3 separate regions of the Homo sapiens genome follow, and all the other regions are linked to region 2. Evidence: read pairs that join two places in POLR2A ChIA-PET (ENCODE). Cell type or tissue: GM12878. All regions are shown on one strand. Links, peaks and the distances in the headings refer to the core of each region. The heading gives the core; the rest is flanking DNA.

Region 1 (7,749 bases), core at 2,988-5,487, 110 kb before region 2:
ACAATCATATATCCAGTGTGCTCAATGATACAGAGGGGAAAATATATTTTAGAGGGAGATAACAGATTAAGGGGTAAGGAAAACATTCTGAGAACGTATCATTTAAAATAAAATTCAGAGTAGGAATAGGAGAGAGAAGAACATTCCAATCAGAGACTTCCCTGGTAAAAAGCTCAAATTCAAGAAACCATTCCGTGCTGAAGAGCCTGAACAGAGCCTAGCAATGCAGGGGGAAGAGATCACAGACAGCTGCTGCCAGAGTGGAAGGCAGAGTCTAGACTGTGGAGACAATGTTACAGATTTTGAATACAGCAAAGAGAAGCTAGTGAAAGGTTTAAATTTAGAGAGTGGCATGATTAGATTTGCAGCTTTAAAAGATCATGTTGGCAACCTTATGGATCAGGTATTTATCGCGCATCTGTATGTGTCAGGCATAACGTGGAGAATGGATTAGAATAGATTAAGTCAATAACAGGGTACCGTTAAAGGAGTCCAAGCAAAAGATAGTGCTGGGCTTCACTCGTATGAAGGTTGTGGATACAGAAAGAGCTTCCTGGGCTTCAGAGATACAGGATGAGTATCCCTTATCTAAAAAATTTGGGACTAAAAGTACTTGGGATTACACTTTTTTTTTTTTTGATTTTGCAATATTTGCATTGTGCTTACTGGTTGAGCATCCCAAATCCAAAATCTGAAATGCTCCAATGAGAATTTCCTGAGTGTCATGTCAGTGCTCAGAAACTTTCAGATTTTGGAGCATTTCGGATTTTGAATTTTTTGGATTTGTGATGCTTAGCCTGTAGTTAGGTAGAATCAATAGAACATGAGGATTGATTGCATATAGAGATGAAGACAGAGGAAGAACCCCCAGGTTTCTGACTGGGTGAGAGTTTTTTTGTTGTTGTGTTTTGTTTTATGGAAGAGACTGATGCACATTTAAATACTGAGGCAAAGAGCTAGTAGTGAGAGCAAGATGAAATACAAAATAGTCTCTTTGGAGTAAGATGGAAGGGGGTTGGCATGGGATTTGGAAGCAAGGTATAAGAACTGGCCTTAGAGGGAATAATAGCTCTTTCTCTTAACAGTGGAAAAGGGGAAATCATGGGTTAGGATACTGTTATGCCTCAGGATTTGGTGTTGACAGGAAATAGCGCCTTTCTTTGGTAAGAGATAGTTTTCTGAGAGTGATGGAGTTTCTGAGAATTATCAAAGACATTAAGACAGATGGAAAATATTTATGCAGTCACTGAAAAATAGGAGAGTCAATTGTCTGTGGAAATACTATGGTTGCTTGGCAGTGTTTAAGAGCCTTGCTGAGGTCAATGAACATGAGTTTATAGTAACATTACCAGACTTCTGCTTGTATGGTTTTCTCTGGCAGCCCTCAGAAATCTTGGTATAGTTGCAAAGCGAAAGTTTGTTGGATTCAACCACTGTTCAGTTTCTGGTTTTGCCAGAAATTTGTTGGCAGCATATTGGGGCAGGGAATTCAGGAGAGAAATGAGGACCAGAGGACACTGGTGAGTGGGAGCAAGTAGAGGGATAAGTGAGCAAAGGTTCAGAGGAGGGAGAACAGCTGTGAAGTAAATGAGTAAATATATTAGAAAGGGAGGCATTGTGGTCAGAGTAGTGGGTCTGAATTTGTCATATCACAGGTGAGGCATTTTTGCATAATTGACTCTGAATATTTTGTTTCAGAGTGTAGAAAAGCTTTCTTAGTGCTTTAGGTGTTGCATATGGATATCTGAGGACTTAGGATTTATAGTTTATTTTATAGGGTATGAAGAACTGTCAGGAAATAGGAGGTCTTCCACATCTCTTGGGCATACTCTAAAACTTTTTCTGTGGGAATTCGAAGTCTAGTGTGTTCTAATCAAATCGAGATTCATTTTTATTTACTTCTTCCTGAAAGCAAATTTTAAATAGAAGGAATTTCATATAAAAATAAGGTGTATTCCTACATGTGGCCTTACATTTGAATCACCTGGGTTGCCTGAGAGAAGCATTTACCTGGGAATATGTATTTCTTGGCCCTACTTTAGACTCAATGGAATCTCTAAGAGCTTCCCTTCCCTCCCCTTCCTACTCAGGTGGAAAAGGACCAAGAGAAGGGATTAATGTAAATTGAGGACAGTGTCAATTACTGTGCTAGGAACTTTAGATATGTTATAGCATATATTTCTTAATAGGAGTTGTGTAATTTTTAAACTGTTGTTATACTCCATTTAAACCCTCAGAAATGGTAACATTTGCAAACTTTCTTTGTAGACCCGCTATCCCATATTGGAGAATCCAGAGATTTTGAGGAAAACAGCTGATGACTTTCTTAATAGAATTGCATTGACGGATGCTTACCTTTTATACACACCTTCCCAAATTGCCCTGACTGCCATTTTATCTAGTGCCTCCAGGGCTGGAATTACTATGGAAAGGTATTAATTAGTTTTTTAACTTAGGTCAAATTCAGTCACTGGGTTTATTTATTCATAGAATCATTTCTGACTGTAATCTTTAATATTCTTTGTGGCTGGGATGGTTGGTGAGAAGAAGAAATGAAATTGCCTTTTGAGGAAATCTTTAAACATCATGAAAAATACTGTTAAACTAAGAGGATACATTTAGGATTAAAGTAGAAGTAAACCAGGTGATCCTTGAAAGACTGATATAGCTATCAGTATATGACAAATTTAGAAGTTCCTGTGAACTGGTGAGCAACTTGAGTGCAGCAAATGTCTGCCTTGTTTTATCTTTATTCCCCTTCTGTAGAGCATGTATGACACGCGGAAGTTAAATATTGTTAACTAACTGAAGCACAAGCTAGCAGCCAATTAGACATTTTTAGTTTCTATATTAAGTTTCTCAATTTATGACCTTTGAGGTTCTGCTTGATTTCATTCCTAGAAATAGCTGAGGAAGAAAGATGATAAAACTTCCTAAAGTTAATTAAAACTATTTTACATGATTATAATCCCTTATCCATAATTTCAGAATCCATTGATAAGGTGGCAGCAAATAGAGCAGATTGTATTTAGTTTTTATTTCACTTAATAGGAATATTTGTGTTCCCTTGCAGAAATCTTAATATTCCTGATTACAGACATCACTTGGGTATTTCACATTTCATAATATATACACCAGATAACTTTTCTAAGACATGAATACTTATTAATAAGAATTTCGCAACACATCTGCATCTAGGATAAGGGATTGTAGGTTTATATTTTATTTATGATATGCCTGTTCTCTGCAAACGCAGCTCACCAACTGTATATAAATGTATACGTTTAATCCCAAAGTGATTTATATCTCCACTTATTTACTAAGCAAACATTTATTAGATACCTTCTATGTACTACTATGCACTGTACTACACTTTAGGAGTATGAATAAGATAAATCTCTGTGTTAGGAAAGATAGTCATGTAAATTACTGATGTATATGGAGTTAAGATGTGGACTTCCATTAATTTTGTGGGGGTTGGGTGGTTATTTTTTTTGAGACAGCATCTCACTCTCACCCAGGCTGGAATGCAGTGGCACAGTCAAAGCTCATTGCAGCCTCAACCTCCCAGCCTCAAGCGATCCTCCTACTTCAGCTTGCTGAGTAGCTGGAACCACAGGCACACACCGCCACACCTTGGCTAATCTTTTTGTTTTTTTTGTAGAGTTGGGGTTTCCCTATGCTGCCTAGGCTCATCTCAGTCACTCCTAGACTCGAGTAGTCTCCTGCCTAGGCCTCCCAAAGTGCTGGGGTGACAGGTGCACACCACCATACCTGGCCTGCAGACTTCATTCTGTAAGGGAACAAAAGTCCTCTTTTCCACAATTCAAATAACCAAAAGTTTGATTAATCTTGAAGCATTGTATATAGTGCATCTATAAATTCTTCAGTGAAGGTCCAAATGAATTTATTTCATCTTAGAAGTTTAGTTCATTATAATTCCAGGAAGGCAAAATTGAAATTGCCATACCTTTGGCTCCTTGCAAATTTAATAGGCTTTCGTAACATTCCCAGAGACTAGACATTGGGCCTTTTTTTTTTTTTTTTCCTTTAGGGAAATGCTTTCCAAACGTTTTTAACTTACAGCTGATTTACAGGCAAATTTTTGGGATATGTGGAAATGAGCTTTACATTTATTGCTGATTTCAAAAGGGAAAGCCCCTGTGCTGTTGTCATAGTCTGGATAATGCCTCAGATTATTAATCATAGGATTATTACCGTTATTTCTGGATTTTCTTCTCTTTCTTGCAGATTTAGAGCTTTATTTTTCATCTGCTACTTTAGGTATTCTTATTGCCTGTGGATTTTATTAAAACACCACAATATTATAAGTTCAAATTCAAAATTGAGGTTAAGAGTTGCTAACTTCACAGAGATAATGAGTCTAGTCAGCCAACTCTTAGCACCAAACCTATGACCCTTATGCTTAAGAAATCAAAAGGAAATGAAGAGTAAAAATAAAGGAAGATGACAAAAATGGGAGGAATTTTAGGTAGGAGAGGGAAAGGAAAAAACTAGTTATTTTGAATTACTGGTAGCCAGAAATGGATTAGTTGTCAGGAGATTTCCTGATTTTCAGATCCAAAATTTATTCCCACAGTAGATGATGATGATGTAATATCAAACAGTTACCAAACTTTATAATAAAATTTAAATAAATCTGGATAAAGACAGCAACAAGAGTTCTTAAAGCATTGCTTTCTATTTTTCTAACTATTACCCCCAAGAGAAAAATAAGTTTTTTGCATTTGTGTTTGAAAAACTATTTAACATTTTGAGAATCTGTTCATTTCGCCTTTTATCAATCATAGGTCAAGTTCAGGTATGTAAAACTTCAGAGTAACTGAAATTTTAATATAGAAATTATATTTTCATACTGTCAGTGGCTCTGAGAAAAACAGGTAATTTGGGTTTTATATCACATTGATAAGTAAGTTTAACACCTTTGATTTGGACTTGATGCAAATAAGATGCAATAGATTTATAAAGCATTAGGTGGTAGTCTTGTTGGTTTGAATGTCTGTTACTCCACAGAAGTGCAACTATAGATAAAATGGCTTTCATATTAAGGGAATAGAGAATCCTTACTAGTGCCAGATTCCAGTTTTGCTGCTTCCTAGCTTTATTACTTTGGGCAAGTTACAAGATCATGACTTGTTCATCCCTGTAACTCAGATTCCTCATCTGTAAAATAAGGTTAGCCTTATTGGGCTTCTATATTAAAAGATATAAATGTTATAAGTACTGGCTATTACTGTTGCTTTCATACTATTTTCCCTCTGAAAGGTTGTACCTGAATGTCACTAAACTTAAAGGAACAATAAACATCTTTTAATGTAAGTGGTAATAAATCCTTAAAATATAGGAGTTACAGATTATACATTCATAAATTTAAAAATTTTTTAATTGCCTTTGATGAGGATGGAGGAAAATAATTTATGATGTCATGTTTTCTCAATGTGCTGTATGTTTTCAATAGATTTTTTTTTCTTTTCTTTACTAGTTATTTATCAGAGAGTCTGATGCTGAAAGAGAACAGAACTTGCCTGTCACAGTTACTAGATATAATGAAAAGTAAGTAAAAGAGAACACTTTACAAAATGTTTCTTCCAATACAAAGCTCCTTTCTAAATAAATCTCTTGGTGTTTAACTAGAAATATAACAGATTTTTGTTTAGATTTCTTTTCATTGAATTACTGTATTATGGAAGCATGAAAGACACATTGGTCTAGAACAAATAGAAGGTATATAGAAGGAAGTAGTGTTCATTTATATAGAACTTATGCAAAGAGTGAAAATAGAGTCAGATTTAGAAAGGATTTAGAGATTGACAACAGGATCCTTTTAAAGAATAAAGAAACATACTAGGCACTGAAAAAGATGTAATGGGAAATAACTTAAGGATAATGTTTAAATTTGGAACTTCTATTTTGTAGATAAATTATTTTTTTAAGAGAAAGGTAGAAGGAGATTTGACACACTCAGAGAAGGCACTGTTAAGACAGCAGAGAAAGAATTAAAGATGCTTGCCTTGAAAATTGGAGTGATGTGGCTGCAAGCCAAAGGAAGCTGGCAGCCATCGGAAGCTGGAACAGGCAAGGAATGGATTCATCCCTGGAGCCTCCAGAGAGAGTATGGCCCTTCTAGCACCTTAATTTTGGCACAGTGAAACATTTCAGACTTTTGGGCTCCAGAACTATGAGAGAATACACTTCCGTTGTTTTAAGCCACCACTTTTGTGATAATTTTAATAGCAATGTCAGGAAACTAATACAGCCCTGCGTAATCAAGACTTATCCAGCCCAAAAAGTCATTAGTGCTGGTGTTGAGAAACCCTGTCATTAGTGCCGGTGTTGAGAGTTGAGTAGAATCTCTACTTTACTTATTGGCTGGATTAGCCAGCATTCTCCATTCTTGACCGTGGCACACTTGGTCATGGCTGCTAAGCTACTCTTTGGGGTTAAAAGTCGATCATGTTTGTTTCCAAACCTTCTTGTGTAAATTGTTCTTGTTAATTAAATGTGTATTGTAATTAAATATTAAACCAGTAGAATATAAGATTGAAATCTTGATTTTCGATGACAGTAAATGGGCATACATTTTATATATTTTGTGTTTTAAAATTTAAGATGCTTCAGGGCATCTATGTATCATTTCCTGATTCTCTGCTCGAAGTGATCCTGAGGGCTTCCTTTGAGAATGATGGCTGTGATTTATGAATTATAAACTGTAGGTCTTTAGTTATACCACTAGGGGGTACACTTTAAAAGCTAATTGTGATTTGACTGTAGCTGTTAGGATCATAGAATTTAGTAGGTAAAGGTCTTATTCCACTGTACTCATTTCATAGCTTAGTTTTATTACTGATTTCTTCTCAATACCTTTATTTTGCTCCACTTGTTTTAAAATGAAATAAAAACAGCTCTTCATAAAACACTCAGAAGTTTAATGCTACTAAGATATTTGTAATTTTTGGAACATAGATACTGTCCTAAGGGTGTTGAGTTACAAGTATTAATTCAGTTAAAAATACTGCTTTGTTTGCATTATGAAATAGGTCAGTAGTGTAGTCATTTGGATCACATGGCTGGCTAATAGTAATAATAAGCCCATTGGATCTCTCATCATTCCCCTAATCTTGAAATTTGTATTCTTTGGTTTATTATAGTTGAATAACAAGATCAGCTAGAGGATGTTTTTGCAATTATAAAGTTACTGATACAGTAGTTTGCTTTTAACCTAAAGTGGACATTTTTGTATAGGGTTTGCGTTTTGTTAAAGCAAAGGATTATTAACAAATTTTTACTGAGCATCCTCCCTTTATTGCATGTTGTGTAATAACAGTTTCCTTTGAAAACAGGAAGTATATGCTTGGCCCACTGTCTATGGAATAGAATACTACGAAGATGGTTGGTGATAGAGAACAAAACATGTTCACTAAATCATTTAGGGATTTTTTTTTTAAGTCTTAAAACTGAACAAGAAGTGACCCCAGTAGGATTTGCCAAAAATTAATGCTAGATTATAGTGTGCTTTATGCTGTATATGATATGGGCTAAACAGCAGAGAGCCATAATTACTTGAACTAAACATACAGTGCTTATTGGATTTTAATGTAGAATGAAATGCAGAATGATGCAAATCCTGAGAATAACCATGTCATTTGAAGAGTGTTGTTTCCTATGACAAAATGGAAAAGTAACCAGCTCCCTTACTATGAGAAGGAGGTTTGCTTATTCAGTTTAAAT
Region 2 (7,749 bases), core at 2,146-4,645:
TAAAACTTTCATTTCAACACTAAAGGGAGCATGCTTTAAAATTAGTATGTGCATATATATTATATGTAATTATACATATACATAAATAAAACATTAGACAGTCAAAATTATATCTACACTAAACACTTTATAACAATGTGTTGTCCAGCTGTTACCCTCTCCCTCATCTGTTATATTGTCTTGGACTTAATCTCCCTTAACCCCCCAATACTGCCAAATGTTTGTAGAGGCCACAACAGTGGTAACTTGAAAATTCACTTATGTCCCATTCAGCAGCCTAAGACTAAGTGGTTGGTACTAACAGCTGAGTCAATGGGTGACTCACAGCCAGGACCTAACCCTGCCTCATCTTTTCTGCCTTTCCGTGACTAATGCCTCATGCCCACTAAGGTCAGAGACAGGACAGAAATTCATGCATCTGCCTCTTTGGCATATGTAGTTTTATACCTCTCAGGATTTTGTCACCATTTTTCATTTTCTCTGTTCGTTAACTATGTAAATTTTAATCATATAATCATCTTTTAAACTTTTTCAATAACAAAAAATCTGAATATTTTCTTTTCATATAAAAAGCTCTTCTAATAGTATGCATTATTCTAAAACTCATTTTAACATCCTTACAACAAAATAATTAAATTGTAGATATTACCTTATAAATAATTGCATAAGATTTCATCCAAAACTTTATTCTATCATGTTTCAACTATATTTCTGTCATTAGTAAGCAGGATAAACTTACCAGCTAGGGAAGCTTTCTTGTAATCCATCTAACTCTTTTTATTTTAATATTTTTTTGAGACAGGGTCTTGTTAGGTTGTTAAGGGCGGTCTCAAATTCCTGGCCTCAAGCAGTTCTCCCACCTCAGCCTCCCAAGTAGCTAGGATTACACGCAGAGGCCACCCTGCCCAGCTTATGAGACATATCTCGCTTGGTCATCCAAGCGAGTGAGAGTGCAGTGGCAAGATCAGAACTCACTGCAAGCTCAACCACTTGGGCTCACGTGAACTTCCTACCCCAGCCTCCCAAGTAGCTGGGACCACAAGTGTGCTACCACCATGCCCTGCTAAACTTTTTATTTTTATTTTTTGTAGAGACAGGGTCTCCCTATGTTGCTCGGTTTGGTCTCTAACTCCCGGGCTCATGCAATCCTCTCTCCTTTGGCCCCTCAAAGTGCTGGGATTACAGGCATGAGCCAACTGCACCCAGCCCTCCGCTTAACTCTTAATAAGCAACACTAAATATCTATTATTCTTGTTTTATTGGTCATCCCTTCACCACATATTATAGTGTCCAAAGGAAAAAAATTATAAGAAAATAGTATAACTCCTTAGCACTGTTGCCTCTACATAATGTTAACACACCATTCCCTTGCATACTGATTTATTCTTTCAACATCTATATAGGTTTCTGACTCCTGGAACAATTCACATCAACATCACACCTACCACCAGAAAGCAGGTGTCAAACGTTCCCCTTCTTTGTAAGAACCATATACAGTACTCACTTCTGCAGCACATATACTAAAAATTGGGATGATAATAGAGAAAAGATCAATATGACCCCTGCTCAAGGATGACATGCAAATTTGTGAAGCATTCCATATTTTTTAGGCACTCTTACCACACACACACACACACACACACACAAACGGTTAACTATGGGAGATGCGGGATATGTTAATTTACTTGACTGTAGTAATTACTTCACTACATATATGCATATCAAAACATTATGTTGTGTACCTTACATATAGACAATAAAAAAGAAAAGAGAACCATATACAAACCTTATATGTAAGTACTTTATTATAGCCTTTTTGGTAACTATAAAACATCTGCATCACTGTGAATTAGAAATGGAGAAATGTTACTATATTTTACAAAAGGAAACAATCATGAGGAACTTAAATTAACTTTTCCAATATAGTGATTCACTAAAAGCATTAAAAACCACAAACTCAGGTTTTCCAAAGGCTAAACTTGGGTTCTTCCTCTATACTACTCCCACTGTGAACACCAGGTAGATAGAAACTTAACTACTTGCTATTACTATGTTTCTCAAAACACGCCCTGCAAAGAATGATCACTAAGCATGTAAGTTTAGAAAAAGCAGAGTTAAACAAGAAAGTTTGTTTAGTATATTAATGACTCATAGGACTCCTGTATTTATGTCTAAGGTTGCAATTTTTTGAGGGTGAAAAATCAGACCTTGGCGATGACCTTGAGCAGTAGGATATAAAGAACTCCCAGATGCTTAGCGTTCCATTAATGGAACACTAGGCATAAATAAGTTAATGTACATTCTGGATTTCCAAGAGCACAGGCCCAAAATGCAGAAGTTCTCAAATTATTTAACTGTCAAAAAGTCACAGAACGCCAATTCCTTTAACTGAACAATGCAGTGCACAATTTAGGAAGTGTTATGCCATGCTTATAAAACAGCTGACACTTGTTAACTGGCTAGTAATTCGCTCTCTTTGTTCAAAACTGCTTTCTTCTGATACAATGTCTATCTCAATTCTCTAGGTTTTGATTAAATACATCAGCAAATATTGAAAATAAAGCATCATTTACTTTCAAATACACTAGGGTAAAAACAAAAAATCCAACCTCAATGATTGATTTATAAAATAGCTAAATATTTACTATTAAGAATAAAAAAACATTATCAAATATTATCTTTTGCTATTCTGAAAAAACTACTCCCTTTAATTTGCTATCCCCTCTAACTACTCATTCTCTGAAAGGATGTAGCCTCCGAATTCCCACAAACCAATCTCTTTTTAACCCCTTTAAAACTTGTAACCTTTAAACAGGCTTTAAGCTGCTGCCTGTCAGTTTCCTGTTCCTTCCTGTTTCTTCTTCTTTTTTTTTTTTTTTTTGAGACAGAGTCTCGCTCTGTCGTCCAGGCTGGAGTGCAGTGGCATGTACGATCTAGGCTCACTGCAAGCTCCGCCTCCCTGGCTCACACCATTCTCCTGCCTCAGCCTCCCGAGTAGCTGGGACTACAGGCACCCGCCACCATGCCCGGCTAATTTTTTGTATTTTTAGTAGAGACAGGGTTTCACCATGTTAGCCAGGATGGTCTCGATCTCCTGACCTCGTGATCCACCCGCCTCGGCCTCCCAAAGTGCTGGGATTACAGGTGTGAGCCACCGTGCCCAGCCTCCTGTTCCTTCTTTACATGTAAGAAGATTAAAAGTCACCACTCCATCCTAACAAGTAAAAAGCTAAGCAAACTGAAAAACCAATAGCTGTAGTTAGATCCTTCAGAGAAGTGAGGTCACAGGGCAAACCACGGTTCCCCAAAATTGAGAGACAGGTAGGCAGATAGAGAAAAATCTCAAGTCATCAGAGCAGAAACCCACAAGCAGAAACTTCCTTGGGAACCAGTGCCAGGGTAAGAAAGCCTCAACTATAATGACAAATTGCTGGAGACTCAGTGCCAACAAATGACAATTAAAAACTCCAGGAGGATCCAGTCATGTGAGGCCCTGACACTCTTGTGAATTTTACCTCCAGGAGCTCTACTATGCCCTTACAGTAAATATCAGAGAAAAATCCCTTTGTGCTTCTGGTAGGGGGAAGGAAAAAAGAACAATTTTGAAATACGCCAGAGCAATCAGTTCTTAACAAGGCCTGCCTTGAACAGAAACTAATTTACCAGAGCCTAACCTACCTGTGGGTAAAGAAGTACTGTAAACAACTCCAGTTCACTTCAGCCTTTCACAAGAGGGAAGGGAAATACCAAATTCCAGTCCTTTCTAACCATTCTGTCCCACCTAAAGGTGACAGGGATAAGGGTGGGGGACTGAGAAACAATGGTTATGTTCACAGTCCAGGAGCACAGGTTCACCAAAAAACTGGGACCTAATACTAGAACTACACAATGCCTCCCTTATAACTACATCACTAAAGGCCTATTTGCAGCAGTTCCTTTTACCTAGTACATCATGTATACCTTTCAATAAAAAATTACAAGACATAATAAAAGGCAAAAAACAGCTTGAAGAGACAGAGCAAGTATCAAAAACAGACATGTCAGGAATTCTGGAGTTACCAGACTGGGAATTTTTTAAAACTATGATTAATATGCTAGGTGCTTTATGAAAAAGGTAGACAATATGCAAATACATAGACAATGTAAGCAGAGAAACGGAAATTCTAAGAAAGGATAAAAAGAAATGTTAGAAATCAAAAGCAACATAACAGAAATGAAGAATGTCTTTAATGGCTTCATTAGTAGACTGAACATAGCTAAGGAAAGCATCTCTGAGCTTAAGGGTCTAACAACAGAAACTACTTCCAAAACTGAAAAGCAAAGAAAAAAAAGAGAGGAAAAAGAAAGAGTAGAACATTCAAGAACTGTAGGAAACTAAAAAAGGTGTAACTTAAATACACTGGTAACACAAGGAAACAATAATGACTAAGAATTTCCAAGTTCATATCAGACACCAAACCACAGATCCATAAAACTCAGATAACATTAAGACTGAGGCCCCTAAAAACCTAAAAATAATTTTTAAAAATCTAAGCATATCATATTCAAGCTTCAGAAAATCAAAAGCAAAGAAAAAAATCTTGAAAGAAACCAGAGGCAAAAAACACCTTGCCTACAGAAGACCAGCTTCTCCTTAGAAACAATGCAAACAGGAGAGTAGAATGAAATTAAACTAAAGTGTTGAGAGAAAAAAAACATGAACCTAAAAATTTATACCATGTGAAACTATCCTTCTAGAGTGAAAGAAACATAAAGACATTCTCAGACAAACAAAAATTGAAGACTTGTGTTGCCAGTAGACCTGCCTTGCAAGACACATTAAAATAATTTCATGAAAGAGGATAATGATATAGGTCAGAAACTCAGGAAGAACATGAGAGAACAAGTGAAGGCAAAATAAAAACTTTTATTTTTCTTATTTTTAATTCAGCTAAAAGGTAACAGTTCAAAATAATAGCAATGATGTATCTGCTTGCGTATGCCTATGTATAAGTGAAATGAATGACAAGATAGAAAAGGACAGAAGCAAGGAAACAGGAATATTTTGTTATTATAAAGTACTTACACAACCCATGAAGCAATACAGTACTATTTGACAATGTGCTTGGAAAACTGTAAATGTATATTGCAAGCTCCAGGGCAAACACTTAAGTTAGGAAAAAAAAGAAAAAAAAAAAGGCTGGTTGTAGTGGCTCACACCTGTAATCCCAACACTTTGGGAGGCCAAGGCAGGCAGATCACTCGAGGTCAGGAATTCAACACCAGCCTGGCCAACATGGCAAAACTCCATCTCTACTAAAAACACAAAAATTAGCTGGGCGTGGTGGCGCACGCCTGTAATCCCAGCTACCCCAGAGGCTGAGGCAGGAGAACTGCTTGAATATGGAAGGTGGAGGTTGCTGTGAGCAGAGATGGTAACACTGCATTCCAGCCTGGATGACAGAGCAAGACTCCATCTCAAAAAAAAAAAACCAAAACTAGAGGACAGGCGTGGTGGCTCATGCCTATAATCCCAGCACTTTGGGAGGCCAAGGTGAGTGGATTGCTTTAGCCCAGGAATTTGAGACCGGCCTGGGCAACATGGCAAAACCCTATCTCTACAAAAAAAAGCACAAACAGTAACTAGCCAGGCATGGTGGTGTGCATCTATCGTTCCAGCTACTTAAGAGGCTGAGGTGGGAGGATCACTTGAGCCAGGGAGATGGAGCAGTGAGACAACATCACGCCACTGTACTCCAGCCTGGGTGATACAGTGTCTCAAAAAAATAAATAAATAAATAAAATAAAATAAATATATATATATAACTGGTGTGCTCAAAAATGAGAGAAAAATGAAATCATATAAAATAATTAAATCACAAAAGACAGAAAAAGTGCATAACAAAAAGTTACAAAGAAACAGGGCAACAAATAGAAAATCGTAAGAAATATGGTGAATATTAATTTAACTATATCAATAACCACTTTAAACATCAAGTCTAATATACCAGTTAAAAGACACTGTCAAAGTAGACCAAAAAACAAGATCCTACTATATGAACAAGAAACTCATTTTAAATATAAAAACACATACAGATTAAAAGCAAAGGGATGGAGAAAGATACACCACGCTAACGCTAATCAGAAGAAAGTGGGAGCAGCTATATTAATTTCAGACGGAGCCAACTTCAGAGCATGGAAAGTTACCAGGGATAAAGAGAGGCATTAAGTAATGATAAAGGGATCAATACCTCAAGAAGACCCAATGATCCTTAATATATATATGCCTAACAATGAAGAGTAAAAATAAAAAAAAACCAGAACTTCAAGAGGAAATACATAAATGCACTATTAGAGTTGAGATTTCAACATGGCTCTATCAGGAATGGGCAGATCCAGCCAGCAATAAATCAGTAAAGATATAGTTTAACTCAGCAGCACTTTCAATTAACTGGATATAACTGACATCTATAGACTACTTCATCCAACAACAGCAGACTGCACATTCTCTCCAAGCTCGAATGAAATATTTACCAACATAGACCACATTCTGGGTAATAACACACCTTAACAAATTTATAAGTATAGAAATCATATAATGTCTACTATCAGACCACAGAATTAAACTAGAAATAAATAACAAAACATAGGAAAATTCCAAAGTACTTCTGAATAAACACATTAATCAAAGAGAAATGTGAAGAGCAATTTTAAAATACTTTAAATTAAAATGAAAATACAATTTAACACTTCTGGGATGCAGCAAAAGCAGTGCTTGGAGGAAAACTTATAGTTTGAATGCACATGTAAGAAAGATAAAAAATCAGTAATCAGAGCTTCAGCTAGGAGCACTGGCACACACTTGTAGTCCCAGTTACCTGGGAGGTGAAGGCAGAAAAATGGATAGAATCCAGAAGTTCTGGACTGTAGTACATTATGCCCAGTAAACCTCCACGATTAGTTTGGTATCAACACCCCTGGGAACAGGACACCACCAGGTTGCCTAAGGAGGGGTGAACCACCCAGGTTGGAAACAGAGCAGGTCAAAACACAGATCAGTAGTGGGATTGCACCTGGGAATAGCCACTGCACTCCAGCTTGAGCCACATAGTGAGACCCTGTCTCTTAAATAAAATTTGTATATAATAATAATAATCTAAACTTCATCATAGAAAGCAAGAAAGAAAAGCAAATTAACTCCAAAGTAAGCAGATAAAGAGAAATATAGAAATTACAGCAAAAATCAATGGAATTGATAACAGGAAATCAATAGAGTAAATTAACAAACCCAAAAGTAACTTTTCTGAAAAAATCAATAAAACTGATAAGCCTCTAGCCAGACTTACAAAAAAAGACAGAAGACAAATTACTAATATCAGAACTGAAAGAGAAGATCTTTACTAATCGCTACTGACCCCAAAGTCATTAAAAAGATAATAAACTAATATTGTAAATAAATCTACGCCCACAAATTTGCAAAGCTAAATGAAATGGAGCAACTACTTAAAAAACATAATCTGCCAAAACTCACAGTAGAAAAAAAAATCTTGAATAGACCTACATCTATTAAAAAAATTGAATCAATAACTAACTTTCAGAAACAGAGGGAACCAAATCCAGATGGGTTCACTGGTGAATTCTAATAAACATATAAAGAAAAGAATACCAATTCTCTACAGTCTCTTTCAGAGACATAGCAGTTACTTCCTAAGTCATTCTGTGAGGACAATACTAACCTAATACCAAAACCAGACAAAGACATTACAAGAA
Region 3 (7,749 bases), core at 2,988-5,487, 180 kb after region 2:
CTATTCCATAAACATTTATGCTAGGCACTGTTCTAGCAAATGTGGATAGGGGAATAAACAAGTTCTATTTTGTATCAAACTTTTTTTCCTTTTCAGGTTTAGTTTCAAGAGTGTGGGTGAAAAATGGATGACTCATTTCCGTTCTTTACTAGCTGGTCCAAGGCTGGCAGTTTGGTCTCTGTTGCCTCACTCTTCTCTGGTATGCAGTAGAAACATTCAGAAATAGACTTAGTAGCCTGGATATACAATGTCACCTGCCAAAGTCCTTCAATACCATAGTAATGAATAAAAAATGAATGGTACTAATTGATATATATTTCCTCCCATTTATTCATCCTATGTTTTTGTTTTTCTATTGTGTATTATTTTTTAAAGTACCAGAATAAACTAATGTCTTTGAGTTTGTGATGACTAATAGAAACAGTTGGATATAGAAATAATTCAGTTTAAGTCAGCCAAAGAAACACCAAAATGTTTCTGAGTAATTGGTTATTGCAGCCTTCTTAGTATTTCATTAGGGATAAATTGAGGTTTCTGAATCTAAGAAATTACCTGGTGCTTTTCAATACTGATATGATAGATTTTGATACCACTTGCTTAATATAGGAACATTTCCTGTTTTTCTTCTAGAGAACTCTGAATTAAAGAGAGAAGCAGAGATGAAAATAACTTCTCATTTGTGCTTTGAAATATTTCTTGTCCTAATTAAAATTCAGGCAAGCCAAATTTGATACCATAACATAGAGTCAGCCTGACCACTCAGCTTCCCTTAATATTCTGCATCCCCTCACCCTTCTTTAAAACTGGTTCCTCCAGTTTGTATCTGAATGATGCTATCATCACAGTGAGTTGTGCCAAACTCAGATTACTGTATGCTATAGTCATCGTCTGGTTTCCTGTCTAGTGAAGAAGCATTTCATGGTGGTTAATAGCACTGGCTTTAGTCAATTAGGCTAGGATTTGAATTCTGGCACTGCTGTTCATTGGCTGGATGACCTAGGGCAAGACACTTACTCTTTGTATCTCGATTTCCTCATCTGTGTTGATGTGTGAGACTTAAATGAGCTAATGCAGGTAAAGTCCCAAGCACAAGGCCTATCACCAGGTAGGCATTTGTTCATATGCTTAAAACCTATTTGAGTGTCAGGCACTGTTCTGAGCTCTGGGATAAAGCAAGCACAAATTAGACAAACTTCCTGCCTTCATGGTCTTTTTATTTTGGCATTCCATAACCTCAATTCCCTTTCTTATTTTCTTTCTTTCCTGGATGGCTCTGAGCAAAATAGTCATGTAGCAAAAAATGGGCACTTTATCATATTCTTACTCTTGTGTGTGACACAGCTAGTGTATTAGTCCATTTTCATGGTGCTGATAAAGACATACCAGATACTGGGCAATTTACAAAAGAAAGAGGTTTAATGGACTTACATTTCCACATGGCTGGGGAGGCCTCACAATCATGGTGGAAGGCAAGGAGCAAGTCACATCTTAGGTGGATGGCGGCAGGAAAAGAGAGAGAGGACTTGTGCTCTCTCTCCCGTTTTTAAAACTGTCAGATCTCGTGAGACTTACGAGAACAGCAAGGGAAGACCCACCCCATGATTCAGTTATCTCCTACTGGGTCCTTCCCACAACACGTGGGAATTATGGGAGCTACAAGATGAAATTTGGGTGGGGACGTAGAGCCAAACCATATAAGCTAGTGTCCGTGTTGCCCACCCTTGCCCACCAAGCTCCACCCATGCTCCACTTCCCCACCTAGGATGTCTTTCCCAGCAGTGCCTCCCAAGTGGGGCTTCTATGCACAACTTGGTGCCCTGCCCTATCCACACTCACCTGCATACTTTGTATCTTAGTCCCTGCCTTCTCAGTCATGTAAGTCAACTGATACTGAGTTTCTAGTAACTAGTATAGACCAAATATATACCCCTATTGAGAGCTTTGCTTAGTTCCCTAGAAATGAATCTCTAGAAATAGAAGATTGTAATTTGTGGAATATTTGAGAGAGGAGAGGGCTTCAGAGAAGCTGCTGTGTCTGACTGTGATCACTGTGTCGTTTGTTTATTGAACATAGGCTGTAAAACGACTTTCTTCTCTTCCCCATGCTTTTCCATGTTCCTCGCTCTCTCTCTTTTTTCTCTCCTATTTCTCACTTTCCCACGCTTGTGTCACTCACATTACATAAAATATAATATATAGTGAAGCCAACTTAAATACCACATCCTCCTTGAAACCACTCCTTCCCTTTCCACTTGAAAGAAATCTCCGTCCTCTGTACCTCTCTGGCCAGTCTTTCTAGTGTTGTCCACTTACTGGTTATCTTTCCCTCATTTCTCTGCATTCACAAACTTCATTCGAGATAAAACCCAAGTGGGAAGCTGGGAACTGAAGCCAGGTCAGGGCCTTTCAGAGGTCCAGCAAAACTTGGATCTCCCTCCGCTTTCCTCTTCTCCCTTCTCTCCTTTCTTTTCTGGAACACTATTTTTTTTTTTTTAAGCCCAAACCAGGTGTTAATATTATAACATAAGAAAGAGTACTTTTCGAGGTGGGTGGATCACGAGGTCAGGAGATAGAGAACATCCTGGCTAACATGGTGAAACCCCCTCTTTACTAAATATACAAAAAATTAGCTGGGCGCGGTGGCGGTCGCCTGTAGTCCCAGCTACTGGGGAGGCTGAGGCAGGAGAATGGCGTGAACCCGGGAGGCGGAGCTTGCCGTGAGCCGAGATTGCGTCACTGCACTCCAGCCTGGGCGACAGAGCGAGACTCCGTCTCAAAAAAAAACAAAAAACAAAAAACAAAAACGAGTACTTTTAATACAGTAGTAACCTCTTAATATAGTGGGAACCTGCAGGGGATATGTTCTAAGACTCCCAGTGGATGCCTGAAATCAAAGATAGTACAAAGCCCAATATATATACTGGTTGTTGTTGTTGTTGTTGTTGTTGTTTTAGACGGAGGAGTCTCGCTCTGTTGCCCAGGTTGGAGTGCAGTGGCGTGATCTCGGCTCACTGCAACCTCTGCCTCCCAGGTTCAAGCAATTCTCCTGCCTCAGCTTCCCGAGTAGCTGGGACTACAGGCGTGCGCTACCATGTCCAACTAATTTTTATATTTTTAGTAGAGACAGGGTTTCACCATTTTGGCCAGGATGGTCTCGATCTCTTGACCTTGTGATCTGCCCGCCTCAGCCTCCCAAAGTGCTGGGATTACAGGCATAAGCCACCGAACCCGGCCCGTAGTTTTGATATAATAACCCAGATGGCTACTAAGTAACTAACAGGCAGGTAGCATATACAGTGTGGATACACTGGTTAATGGATGATTCATGTCCTGGGTGGGACAGAACAGGCCGGCATGCGATTTCATCACACTATTCAGAATGGTGTGCAATTTTAAATGTATTAATTGTTTATTTCCGGAATTTTCTATTTAAGACTCTTGGACTGTGATACTGAAACCATGGAAAGCAAAACCATGGCTAACAGAGGTCTACTGTACATAAATTACAATGCAATATAATTGTGTTATTTATAAGATTATATGGGGTTATATTTAAAAAGTAATTTATGATATGCAATACGGTATCTGATAATGAGCTATTAAAGTTTGATTATAAATAAGATCTTAAATGTATACCAGAGACTGCATGTATAAACTAATATGGAGAGATTATTGGAAGTTTATTTTGCAGTCTATTGAGTAAGATCCAGGGTGAATGGTTCTTTGGCCCCCATTATACATTCTGTGTGGGCAGTAGTATCAGGTACAGATAAAAATCAGTAACCAAAACATTAGATGGATGAAAAATGAGGGTGATCACAGGAGGATGAGAAGCTACCAGGGTAGAATGCTGGAGAAAGACTGAGATGGTTTTCGGAGATGGTGTTCTTGTTAGCTCAAGGCCTGGGCACAGAGCTTGACTTCTTTGGGTTTCACAGAATCAGGGAGGCAGAGAACCAAGAGACCTAGAAAGATCTTCCCACAGGAAGATTGAATTTTCACCGTGGCAAAGGAAAAGTATCAAAGGAGAGTCCTGCTAAGAACAAAGCAAAGAGATTTAAGAGCTTAACATCTTTGGACGACGTGCTTTGGACCATCCTTGCCCATAATCCTTTTCTTTGAGATCCTATTCCCTATGTAGCACTGGTAATGGGCAGCCCTATGTAACTGGTGACACCCTTACAAGAAAACTGGTCTGCAAAGAGAAGGAAGAGGAAAGAAAAATTGTGCAGAGAGAAGTAGAAGCTAGAAAGCACATGAATCTTGAGAGGTAACTGAGTTGTCTCAGTTCTTCAATGGTTTCAGTTCCCATGACTCATGTTGGTACCATGCTATGGTTTCTGTGGATCTCTAGCATTGTATGAAGCTTCCTCAGCTTATATCCTATAAGTGGGGTCACTGTTTTTTTTTTTTTTTTTTGTCTTGAAAAGAGTCCTGACTAGGACAATAAGTGATATGTTGTTGAAAGTTGATGGCCTCTAGTTGTCTTGGGAACTTAAGCTTAGATACAGGGAGAACTATATTGGTTTTCTCACCCCAGTTAATATAGCCAGAGCTAGTTTTCCATCGCCAGTAGGGAGGAGTGTTTGGACACTTTCAGACAGTTGGGTTGGAGCTAAGATAAGGCAGAAGGAGATAATTTTTTTATGAGTCCTGGATAAATATTGGTGGATGTTTTGTTTAGGGTAAAAGCTAAGTTGCTGAAACAATGGGAACCTTTTAGTACAATGACTTAAATAAGATTAATATTTATGTATCTCTTTTGCTACAGACACAGTAATAGACGAGTTCTTCTCCTTAATGTCAGTTGCATCAGTTGTCCTTGTCTACATGGTCACTAGTACCATGATCATGTTCCAACCCATAGGAATGGGGTAAGGGGAATAGAGAGTGTCACCAAAGATTGAAGTCCAAAGATTTGTCACACACTACTTACAGTCATATATCAAGGGCTGAAACTCGCCATACCTAGCTGCATGGAATGTACTTTCTTAGATTTGTGGCCACACATGCTGCTAAACAACTTTTGGTGTTCGATTATTAAAATAAAGAGTTTCAGGGGACCATTAAGAGAATATCTGTAGCAAGCAGGAGCAGAACTAGAGCAGAGCTCCACAAAGCTTAACACAGTTTGTTTTCTCCTATTCCTCTAGCATTGACTGACTTTTGGGTTTTATCCATTTATTTGTTTACAATTTTAATTTACTTACTTGTTTTATTTGTAATGTGTGTTATTTGTGGTTGAACACTTTGTATTTATAATTCACTAAAAGGTAATCAAAATTTAAAATTAAATGTTTTACTTTTGTATGACCATTAATAGTTTTATTGGGTTTTAGAGCAGTGCCATAAAATTTCTAAAAAAAAAAAAAATAACAGGCGAGTTACTGCTGATCTCGCTCTCTGAATGCACTAGCAAAGAAAGTGTGTTTCACTCTGATAAGCCTCTGTGGACCAAAAATTTCTATTTCAAAGGAGAACGAAATGCCAACTAGTGGCTGCAGGTGGGGGATAAGTGTGGAATATGTGAAACAAATGTTTACAGTTTTTTTAATTATTCAAAAACAGTTGTGTGATAACTCTGCAGGGGGTCATGCTAGGACAGGCATCTATGAAGCACAATAAAGGCAACTAGACAAATCAAAGCATAGGAAGGACTGAGCTGAAAATAATGGAGATATTCATTCCTTTATAAATAATGTGTCCAATAATACCTTAATACTGCATAAAAGCTAGGCATGGTGGTGTGTGCCTGTAGTCCCAGCTACTGTGGAGGCTGAGGTAGGAGGATCACCTGAGCCAGGAAGTCAAGGCTGCAGTGAGCCATGATCACACCACTGCACTGCAGCCTGGAGGACAGAGTGAGACCCTGTCTCAAAAAACAAACAAACCAACTAACTAACTACTTAAAAAATAACCTGACTTTAAAACAGCAAAAATCCCTTGCTTTTCTACATTCGTTTTTTCTAGATTAGGTTTGTGAATAAGGAGCAGAAGAATAAAAATATCTCTGCCTCCAGGGGGTTACTGCCCCATTGTGGATATAAGAAGGCCATGGGATGTTCAGTGGCCTCTACTAGGATATGGCTTACATTAAATAGGACTCAGATAAGAAAGGTTCCTTGGGAGAGGTCAAAAGCGAAGATTCTGGGGGGAGATGGGAAAGAGTGAGGCTGCCGAAGTAAAGGAATGGGAGAATTACTTTAGATACACAGTGTCATTTATCCTTTACACAAATCTGAAAGTTGACTTCTTGGAATTTCTCTGGATCCCCATTCTGTTGCTGCTCAAATATTCAGTACTTTCCTGCCTTCTTGGCCTTGTCTAAGTTGTTGGTTCTGAACTGTTGCTTTGACCTTAGCATTTAGCATCAGTATTTTAAAAGTATTTCTTTTGTAGAAGGCTTCATTAGTTCCAGGCTTAACTTTGGCATTACCTGCAACTGAGCTATCACTGGGCCTGGCCCACTCACACGCCTGACCTTTATTTTCTGCCCAGCTTCACCTTAGATTTTCTAAGGCTGTCTTTCAATCTCTTTTTATTAACTGTTGTGTTCCACGTTTATTTAGCAGCACAAATGGTTATACACTCATTTCCATTGTGCAGAACAGACCTGAAAATGACACAGGAAGTCAAAATAGAAAGATCATTAGGAACTTAAGGTAAGGAATCAGGGTGGAGTGTAGTTCTGAGCAGAGCCTTAAAGGATGAGGTATGTTCAAGACTGAATGACACCTTTGTGATGCTATGGAGTGAAAGCAGTGGAACATGCTGGTGACCGACGGAAACAGTGCTGGGTGAGGAGGAAGGGTTTGGCAGAATGTGCCGAGTTGCCCTAGGTCTGAACCCTGGTTCTTGTCTCCGGATACCTGTGTGAATTTCCTCATTCCAATTTTGGATACCTCCCAGGATGACAGCTTTTCAGCTTCCTTGTTGACAGATTTTCAGGGTCTGTCTTTAGAATGATTAGCAGCTTTTAATATGTAGCCCCAAGTCTATTCTTCCATAGCCTGCACCCATCTTTTGCTCATAAAATATTTGGTATTGACTCTGTATTCCTTTGAGTTTCATTTTTGTTCAGTCTTAAGTAGGAATTACTTGGGTTCAAAGGGTGGGGAAGAAGACCTTCTTTCAGTAGAGAAGTCAAAGACAATCCAATACAGTATTCCCTCCTTATCCAAGAAGGGATATGTTCCAAGACCCCCAGTAAATGTCTAAAACTGAGGATAGTATCAAACCCTCTATATACTATGATTTTTTCCTATACACACATACCCCATGATAAAGTTTAATTTATAATTAGTCAGAGTAAGAGATTAACAATAACTAGTAATATAATAGAACAATTATAACAATATGCCAGCATCACTACTCTTGTGGGTTGGGGCCACTATTAAGTAAAATAAGGGTTACTTGAACACAGGCACTGCAATAGTGTGATAGTTGATTTGATAACAAAGATGGCTACTAAGTGACTAAGGGGCAAGTAGTATATACAGCATGGATACACTGGAGAAAGGATGATTCACATCCCGGGTGAGACAGAGTGGGATGGCACAGGATTTAATCATGCTACTCAGAATGGCACACAATTTAAAACTTGGGAATCATTTATTTCTGGAATTTTCCGTTTAATATTTTCGGACTGTGGTTGACCACAGGTAACTGAAACCATGGAAACTGAAACCACAGATAAGGGGGGACTACTGTACTAAACTTGAAGGGGTCTGAATTCTTGTTGGATAAAGT

What was found. ChIA-PET counts read pairs that join two places held together with the same protein. Peaks named below come from ENCODE experiments on the same cell type or tissue, not always from the same donor. Only the 100,000 strongest peaks of a DNase experiment are listed, where the experiment ranks them.
Region 1: POLR2A ChIA-PET joins it to region 2 with 5 read pairs; 4 of 35 experiments call an interaction of 5 or more read pairs at or near these places.
Region 3: POLR2A ChIA-PET joins it to region 2 with 6 read pairs; 4 of 35 experiments call an interaction of 5 or more read pairs at or near these places.

What each region holds. Positions count from the first base shown.
Region 1 is chr5:87,399,527-87,407,275 of GRCh38, reverse strand. CCNH (cyclin H) reads left to right here. Exons shown (of 9, transcript NM_001239.4): 5 at 2,269-2,432; 6 at 5,504-5,574. Among named protein-coding and RNA genes, the nearest start is that of CCNH, 9.5 kb to the left of the region's middle. In GM12878, for the core only: no CTCF peak of the experiment used is centred there; no DNase peak of the experiment used is centred there.
Region 2 is chr5:87,293,545-87,301,293 of GRCh38, reverse strand. The region is part of intron 1 of RASA1 (RAS p21 protein activator 1); the gene reads right to left. It overlaps LOC124901022 (a long non-coding RNA gene), which reads right to left and starts at 5,156. Exons shown (of 2, transcript XR_007058861.1): 1 at 1,787-5,156. It also overlaps the pseudogene RN7SL629P and the pseudogene RNU6-606P. RefSeq lists enhancers at 516-1,016, 1,017-1,517. In GM12878, for the core only: no CTCF peak of the experiment used is centred there; DNase peaks (open chromatin) are centred at 3,373 and 3,774; H3K4me3 peaks cover 415 bases; H3K27ac peaks cover 1,456 bases.
Region 3 is chr5:87,113,874-87,121,622 of GRCh38, reverse strand. All of the region lies in intron 1 of MIR4280HG (MIR4280 host gene), which reads left to right. It overlaps MIR4280 (microRNA 4280), which reads left to right and starts at 6,669; the gene lies at 6,669-6,744. LOC101929380 (a long non-coding RNA gene) reads right to left here and starts at 1,475. Exons shown (of 4, transcript NR_105018.1): 1 at 1,429-1,475. RefSeq lists an enhancer at 3,983-4,082. In GM12878, for the core only: no CTCF peak of the experiment used is centred there; a DNase peak (open chromatin) is centred at 4,302; H3K27ac peaks cover 1,498 bases.